Linked DNA regions of Homo sapiens: region 2 is linked to region 1. A link is an interaction called in ENCODE POLR2A ChIA-PET data of the cell type or tissue named here. Cell type or tissue: A673. All regions are shown on one strand.

Region 1 (4,000 bases):
GGATTTGGCTTTGTGTTCTGAGAACCATTTCTATGAAAATCTAACGAGGAAACTCTAAACTGCTGGTGACAAGAGTAGCCTATTTTACAAACCATGCAGTAACCAGGATCAAGTATCAGAGTACAAATTCATGCCTCTTTCTTTTTTTCGTATATTGAGTTTGGTGGCATTTCGTAAAACTATCTATCCTTCTATTGCCAAGCTGACTAATCGACTGGTCTGTTGACACCATCTGTCTAAAGAATCCACAGCCGCTACCATGAGTTTTGATTCGGTTTTCAATTGAAACACATTCCATCAAGAAAAGTGTCCTTTTTTTTCTTCTTCTTTTTTTTAATTTCCTAAGTCTAAAGTTCTGAATCACTGGAATTTCCCTTTCGTTCTCTCTCCCTCTTTGACATTGTTGAAACATATTCATTTAATGTTGTATTTCAAGAGAAATGAGTACCATGGACTTTATTTGTACACTAATAGAAATTGTTATATTGGCCCATGATGCAAATATAATACAGGATGCCTGTAATATTTGAAGATAAGTAATTTAGGTATAAGTTGGTTTAAAAATTATTCGCTAATGATGTTTTTTTTTGAAATTAAAACAGGAAGAATATTTTGCTTTAAGAAAAATGCTTTTGATTTGGTGAATACTTAACAGTTTCATTTTGGTAGCTCATCTACTCAGTCTTATAACTTTCTGCTAGACCAAAGTTGTACAATGCTGATTACGTATTTGTAAGGAAAATATGATACACACTCAAGAGTTTTGAAAATAATTCTCTAAGAAACTTAATGTGACTGTACTACATGTCCACCTCAGACATTATTGTTTAGAATAAAAACTTTAGAACAATTCAGAGAACCGATATATGATAAATATGCGATATTTATGTAACCTTTTTCATCTGAATAAATTAAATTTTTAGCTAACATTACTTCCTCAGTTCTCACTGAAAAATATGAAAAGTATGCCAGAATTTATTTAATTGCCTTGTATGCTTGGAAGTATATAGTAATCTGTGGTGATTGCAAAAAAGTTTACCTTCAAGCTGTTATTAACCTAAGAAGCTATATATATATATATATATATATAGCTTCATATATGTATAGCTTCTTATATATATTCTTATATATATTATATATAGCTTCTTATATATATAATATATATATAGCTTCTTATATATATAATATATATATAGCTTCTTATATATATAGCTTCTTGTATAGCTTCTATATATATATAGCTTCATATATATATATATATGAAAGGTATATAATTGAGTATTAGTCATAGATAAGAAGATAGGTCTTTTTTTCAGTACAAAGGGGACATGGATGATATTGGTCTAACAAGGCTTAATGGAAGACAAGGAGATAAAGAGAGCCTTGAAGGCAATGGAGAAGTGGAGGAGTGATAACATAAAATTTCTAGCAAGTTTTCCATGGTGACACAGTCCAAGGGAGGAAAAGCTGGAATTAATAGGGAAATTAGTATATTATGACTATTTCATTGCAAGCAAAAGAAACTCACGGAGTAACAACAAGACAGCAAAAACTCATTGACTCATTTGCTCAAGCCATAGAAAATGCATTGGCAGGATCAGACTTAAAAGCCAAGTGAAACTAATGACTGAGTGCCATCAGTGTGCTCTGGTTCTCTTTTCTCTGCTTCTTTTTGTGTGGTTGTTTTATTTTTCTACTTTACAGACAAATCTTTTTTCTGTGCAAGAGCAAACATGATGCTTGGCATCTCACAATCTAATAGCTTTCCCCTGCCAGCTCCAGGTAGGAAAATCCCAGGAAGGATTCCAGTTTCCCCAACATTAGTCATCTGTGTATTCTGGTACCAGTAATTGGTATCACCAGCCTGAGGCCTTTGCTTACCACTGTGATCGAGGAATGGAACCTGATATCTGAAAAACAGAGGAAGGGTGTACAGGCCAAGGACTTTCCCACTATCACCAAAAAATTGCCACCATGGGAAGTTTATATGTAGCTGAAGAAAATTTCTATTTGTCCCTTAACAATGAGGGGGAATGAATGATTTTAATAATCTTTTAAACCAATCCATGAAAGAAAACGAATCATGAATGGAATTAGGAATGCCACCCACTGTCTAATTTCTTTATATGTTAGTGAGCTTATAATACAACTCTAGTTAGTACAGCCCTGACCAGAGTTGTGTACATTGTTTGTTTTCAAATTGTAATATCATTGTCATAATATTATATCATCAAATTCTCAAAATGAAAAATTCTAGAGCTATTTTAAGGTAAATCCGTGGATCCATTTTTCATGTTTGTGAAAGGTATGATGTTATGATTATACTATGTAGCGTTGACCTGGTTTTCAAAGCACAGATGTTGAAAGAACTGTCCTGTTTGTTTAATAGACCTTCAAAGGTTTGCCTTTGACACTTCTTGGAAAATACTCAAACTAAGCCCTTTGTTCATGCAAGAAGTAAAAGGAATTTATAAAATTACACTGTGGACTGTAGTCATCTGTGTGAGAATTAACTCATATGACCAATGGCTATGTTCCTTGTTATGACTATTTATAAGGAATGTGTTTAATTAACTTTTGAGATATTTTAAAAGATTTAAGGCCGGGCGCGGCGGCTCACGCCTGTAATCCCAGCACTTTGGGAGGCCGAGGTGGGCAGATCACAAGGTCAGGAGTTCGAGACCAGCCTGGCCAACATAGTGAAACCACCTCTCTACTAAAAATACAAAAATATTAAGTGGGCATGGTGGCGGGCGCCTGTAATCCCAGCTGCTCTGGAGATTGAGGCAGGAAAATTGCTTGAGCCCAGGAGGCGAAGGTTGTAGTGAGCCAAGATGGCACCAGTGCACTCCAACTTGGGTGACAGTGCAAGACTCTGTCAAAACAAACAAACAAACAAACAACAACAACAACAACAAAAAAAATATTTAAAAGATGTCAGTACAAAGTATTTGATTTTTTATCTAACTCATACTATTGCATAGAAGCTCTTTTATTTGTCCATTAGATCTCTAAACGTTTTGGTTTTGTGTTAGGCAGGTTAGAGGTATATCAGGGTTCCTGGGTTGAGCAGTATGGTTGGCCTGGCCACTTTACCCATTTTATTCTTTTGAGGGTAACCCATTTTCCTGTAGCAAGACCTCCTTTTCTGTGTATCAGCAGTTCTCAGTCATTTTTTTAGGTTATAGTCTGGTGAATGAACATAGTTGGAGCCACACTTTAGACCTACCAAATCAGAATCCCTGGGTTGAGTCCTGGACACTTCTTTTTTTGAGACAGGGTCTTGCTAGGACACCCAGGCTGGAGTGCAGTGCAGTGGCACAGTCTTGGCTGTCTGCAACCTCCGCCTCCCGGGCTTAGGTGATCCTCCTGCCTCAGCCTCCCGAGTAACTGGGACTACAGATGCCCACCACCATGCCTGGCTCATTTTTGTATTTTTTTAGAGAAGGTTTCACAATGTTGGCCAGGTTGGTCTCAAACTCCTGACCTCAAGCAATCCACCTACCTCAGCCTCCCAAAGTGCTGGGATTATGGGCATGAGCCACCCACAGCTGGCCCCTGGACATTTTTAATAGGAATTTCCCCAGTGATTCTACTCTGAACCAAATCTAAGAAACTGCTTTTGTGTATTCTAGTACACTGTCATATGTGTATTCTAGTATTGTATGTGTATATTCTTTGTACTCTTAATTCTGTTGTTGCCACATATGAGGATACAGTGACTTTTTTTTTTTTTGCAATCTATACTAACAATAAACACTCAGAGATATCAACTATGGTGAGAAGAGCTTTGCTATCAAATGACCTAGATTGAAATCGTAGCCCTATTACTAACTGACTGAATAAACTTGGGTGAGTCACTTGACTGTATTATTACCCATATCCCTATGGTAAATGGGATGATAAAAGCATCCATTTCTTGTGAATTAAATGGGATAAATTATAATTGTTCTGGAAGATGATTTCCTTATTACCTCTGCAAAGATTTTTTTGTCATTTT
Region 2 (4,000 bases), 82 kb after region 1:
ATGATGATGATGATAAACACTTCTTGAGCTATTATTACTCTTAACACTCACTGTGCTAAACACTTTGTAAAGATCCCTACAATTACTCTACACATCACAATGCAGCATATATTATTTCCATTTCAGATGCTGCTTACAGTGATTACATCACTTGCCCAAGGTGATAATCTGGCCAATCAGGGCTGGGCTTTTCACACCAGGTATTTCTTCCAGAGTCCGTGCTCTAACCCGGAGGTCCCCAACCTTTTTGGCATCAGGGACCAGTTTCATGAAAGACAACTTTTCCACAGATGGGGTGGGAAAATTAGATTCTCACAAGGAGGATGCAACCTAAGTCCCTCACATGTGCACTTCACAATAGGGTTTGCACTTCTATGAGAATCTAATGCTAATTTTTGTATTTTTTGTAGAGACAGGGTTTTGCCATGTTGCCCAGGGTGGTCTCAAACTCCTGAGCTCAAGCGATCTGCCTGCCTCAGCCTCTCAAAGTGCTGGGATTACAGGCGTGCACGGCCCGCATTTTTTATTGAGGTAAAATTTACATACAATGGAGTATCTAATCCAATGACTATTGGTGAATATACTCACAAACCCGTGTAACCACAAGTCAAGAAATAGAACATGTCCATCATTCCAAAATTTCCTCATTAGTTTTTCCAGTCAATCCCTATCTTGAGAGGCAACCACTGTTTAGACATCTATCACAGCAGATTAGTTTTGCCTTTTCTTTAGCTTCATATGAATGTGATCACTAGTTTATGCTATTTTGATGTGGCTTCTTTGACTTAACACGTTTTGAAATTCATCTATGAGTTTACACACATCAATAGTTCATTCATTTTTTATTGCTGAGTGGAATTCTATGTGTATGAATATATCACAATTTGTTTATTCATTCTTGTACGAACGGACACTTGGATTATTTTCAGTTTCAGCTATTATGAATATGTTGCTAACACATTATCATACAAGCATTTTTATGGACATATGTTTTTATTTCTTTTGGGTAGTTTTGAGTGGAATTGCTAACTCGTGTCTTAAGTATATGTTTAGCTTTATAAAAGACCAGCCAGACAGTTTTCCAAAGTGATTGTACCATTTCTACCAGCAGTGGAAGAGGGTTGTTTCTATTTTTGCCATCCATGGTGTCATCATTCTTTTTTACTTTAGGCAGTTGAGTGGATATGAGATATCTCTCACCGTGGTTTAATTTGTGTTTCCATGATGCTTCATGATGTTGAATTTTTTTTAAATGTGCGTATTGGCCATTCTTATATCTTTTGCGAAATGTCTGTCCAAGATTTTCCTTCTCCGAAGGTTGTAGCCTCTCCATTTCTTTTGCCTATTGTTTTTAGTCACTCTCCAGTGCCTTCTAAGAGTTTTTGTATTTTTTCCATTGTATATAATCATTACTTGCAGGTGGGGTGGTCTAATTTAAGCTACTCAGACCTTACTGAAACTGTAATGTAATCACATCTCTTTGACTCATTCTTTATAGTTGTGTCAACCTGTCCCTGCCTTGTTTTCTCCTAACATTCTTGTGTAATAAAACTTTATTTCTCAGGGTGGAAATTACTGTTTTAATATAAAAAAGGAAAGATCGGAAGGCTGAGATGGAGGACTTGCTTGAGGCCAGCCTGAGCAACATAACAAGACTCCATGTCTAAAAAAACATTAGTTGGGCGTGGTGGTACACACCTGTAATCTTAGCTACTCTGGAGGCTGAGGCACGGGGATCACTTGAGCCTAGGAGGTCAAGACTGCAGTGAGTTATGATTGTGCTATAGCACTCCAGTCTGGGTGACATAGTGAGATCCTAGCTCTAATTAAATAAATTAAGTCAATAAACAAATAAAAACACGAAATGAAGCCACTTATTTAGATTGCACAGGAACATAACCATCTTTAATATAAATGTATTCAACATGTAAAGTATTCCGATAATTAAAAATACAACTAAAAAAGTAAGTTCAAAGTATGTCTTAATGGACAAAAAAATATCCTTTTGCTATTTCCCAGTTTACCATTTTCACCAGTGAGAGTTTGTGCTGATCAGTTTGGGCTCCTATAACAAATTGTCATAGACTGGGCAGCTTAAACAACCAACGTTTACTTCTCAAGGTTCTGAAGTCTAGAAGTCGGGTTCCAGCGTGGTCAGATTCTTGATGATGGCCCTCTTCCTGGTTATGTCCTCACCTTCCTTTGGTGCATACAAGCAGAGAGAGAAATCACTTCTCTTTCTCTTTTATAAGGGGATTAACCCTGTCCCCAATTATCTCTCAAAGGACTCACTTCCACCTACCATCACATTGAGGATTAGGACTTTATCTTATGTATTTTGGAGGGACACAAACATTCAGTCTGTAGCAGAATTCTTTATTTATACATGGTTATTGAATACCTAGTCTGGCCATGAAATTTCTGAATCCTGAGTATACAGCAGTGAACACACCTGAAAATACTCCTGTCCTTACAAATCTTATACTGTAATGGGAAAAAGATGGCTATTAAGAGCTTAAGCAAAATATATGCCATGTTTGATGGTAATGAGCTCTACGGAGGAAAGTCAAGGAGTAAGAGGGCATAGGGAGTGCAGTGGGATAGAGACAGAGAGGTCCCAGTTTAGAAGAGTCAGGGCAGGCCTCGCTGAGAGAGTGACATTTGAGTACAATTTGACAGAATTGAGGGAGCCAGGGAGATGGAAGAGCAACGGCGAGTATTGTCTTAGTATCATTAATTTGGAAAGTTGTATTTTTATCAAAAATTTATTTCTTCCAGTCTAGTGTCTTTTGGATCCTGTATTATAATTGTTAATTTTTAAGTTTCACGTACTTCTAAATATATCCTTTTTTACTGACTGACTTTCCCCACTCGTTTTTTTTTTTTTTTTTCTTGGAGTTATTTTCTATATTCCTTCCACCCAAATGAGGCTTGTGCTGTTAGGAACACATAGTTCACAAGCAGGAATCAAAACCCCATATTGTCAAGCTGCCCAACTGGCAATACACATGGCAGTCTCTGTTTCCACCAAATTGCTGACTTCTAGCATTTCTGCCTAACTAGGAAGAAACATCATGTGTGCATCAATCACTGTAAGACTGTGTCTATGCTAATGAAAATCACGTTTCTATGAGTGTACCCTTACGCACATGTGTGCTTTCTTCCTACTTACGGCTCTCTAAAAAAGTCAAGTTGGTGGATTTAGTTTAATTTTAGGATTCTGTGTACAGTAAACTTGCAAATGTAATTTAATTTGAAAAGAAGGAATGTTTGTAGCCTCTAGGGTTCCCCTGACATGTTCCTCTGGCATATGTGAGAAACTGTGCTGTCCTGGCTCATCCTTCATTTTTTAAACATGTATGAACATATATTGGGGAAAATTGCTTAATATAACTATAGAACAAGGAAACAACAACAATATTTTACCAAAGCATCAACACATTTTATTTTCATATTGAATTCATTTATGATCACTTCTTAATGTGTCCTAATAGTTTCACTCTTGAAATTGCAGCATCTATGAAGGTAAGATCATGTTCTTTGAAACCTGCTCTCTGTATTGCCTTTAAGAGAGTGTATCTTTCTACAGAAGGCATCATCTTGTCTAAAAGAGAACTGTAGTATTGTACTTTTTAGAGGACCCATTGTTTACATTCTGTTTATATTCAGTATGACATACAAAAACATCCAACCAAAGGTGAACAGTTAGTTTTTCAAATGACTCATATATCTTAAATCAATCTTAATGTAATAGCTAGCTATTTTACAGCTACTAGAGGGAATTTTTATAAGACTTACACAGTTTTTAGTATTTTTGGAGGTTGGATCACCATGACCTGAAACAGAGCCAGGACTCATTTCTCATCATGCAGTATACCACTGCAAACTTGATCTAAGCTTATATATCTCTTTGAAGTCAAGACAAAAAAGCAACCCAGAGGGTTTTATGAAATGTAAAGAACTACTGTTTTAAGGTAGAGAAAGGACTTCTATAATCGTT

The links. ChIA-PET counts read pairs that join two places held together with the same protein. Peaks named below come from ENCODE experiments on the same cell type or tissue, not always from the same donor. Only the 100,000 strongest peaks of a DNase experiment are listed, where the experiment ranks them.
Region 2: POLR2A ChIA-PET joins it to region 1 with 5 read pairs; 2 of 35 experiments call an interaction of 5 or more read pairs at or near these places.

What each region holds. Positions count from the first base shown.
Region 1 is chr3:78,970,666-78,974,665 of GRCh38, reverse strand. The region is part of intron 3 of ROBO1 (roundabout guidance receptor 1); the gene reads left to right. Among named protein-coding and RNA genes, the nearest start is that of MIR3923, 540 kb to the left of the region's middle. In A673, no CTCF peak of the experiment used is centred here; no DNase peak of the experiment used is centred here; H3K4me3 peaks cover 894 bases; H3K27ac peaks cover 1,387 bases.
Region 2 is chr3:78,888,603-78,892,602 of GRCh38, reverse strand. The region is part of intron 4 of ROBO1 (roundabout guidance receptor 1); the gene reads left to right. Among named protein-coding and RNA genes, the nearest start is that of MIR3923, 620 kb to the left of the region's middle. In A673, no CTCF peak of the experiment used is centred here; no DNase peak of the experiment used is centred here; H3K27ac peaks cover 376 bases.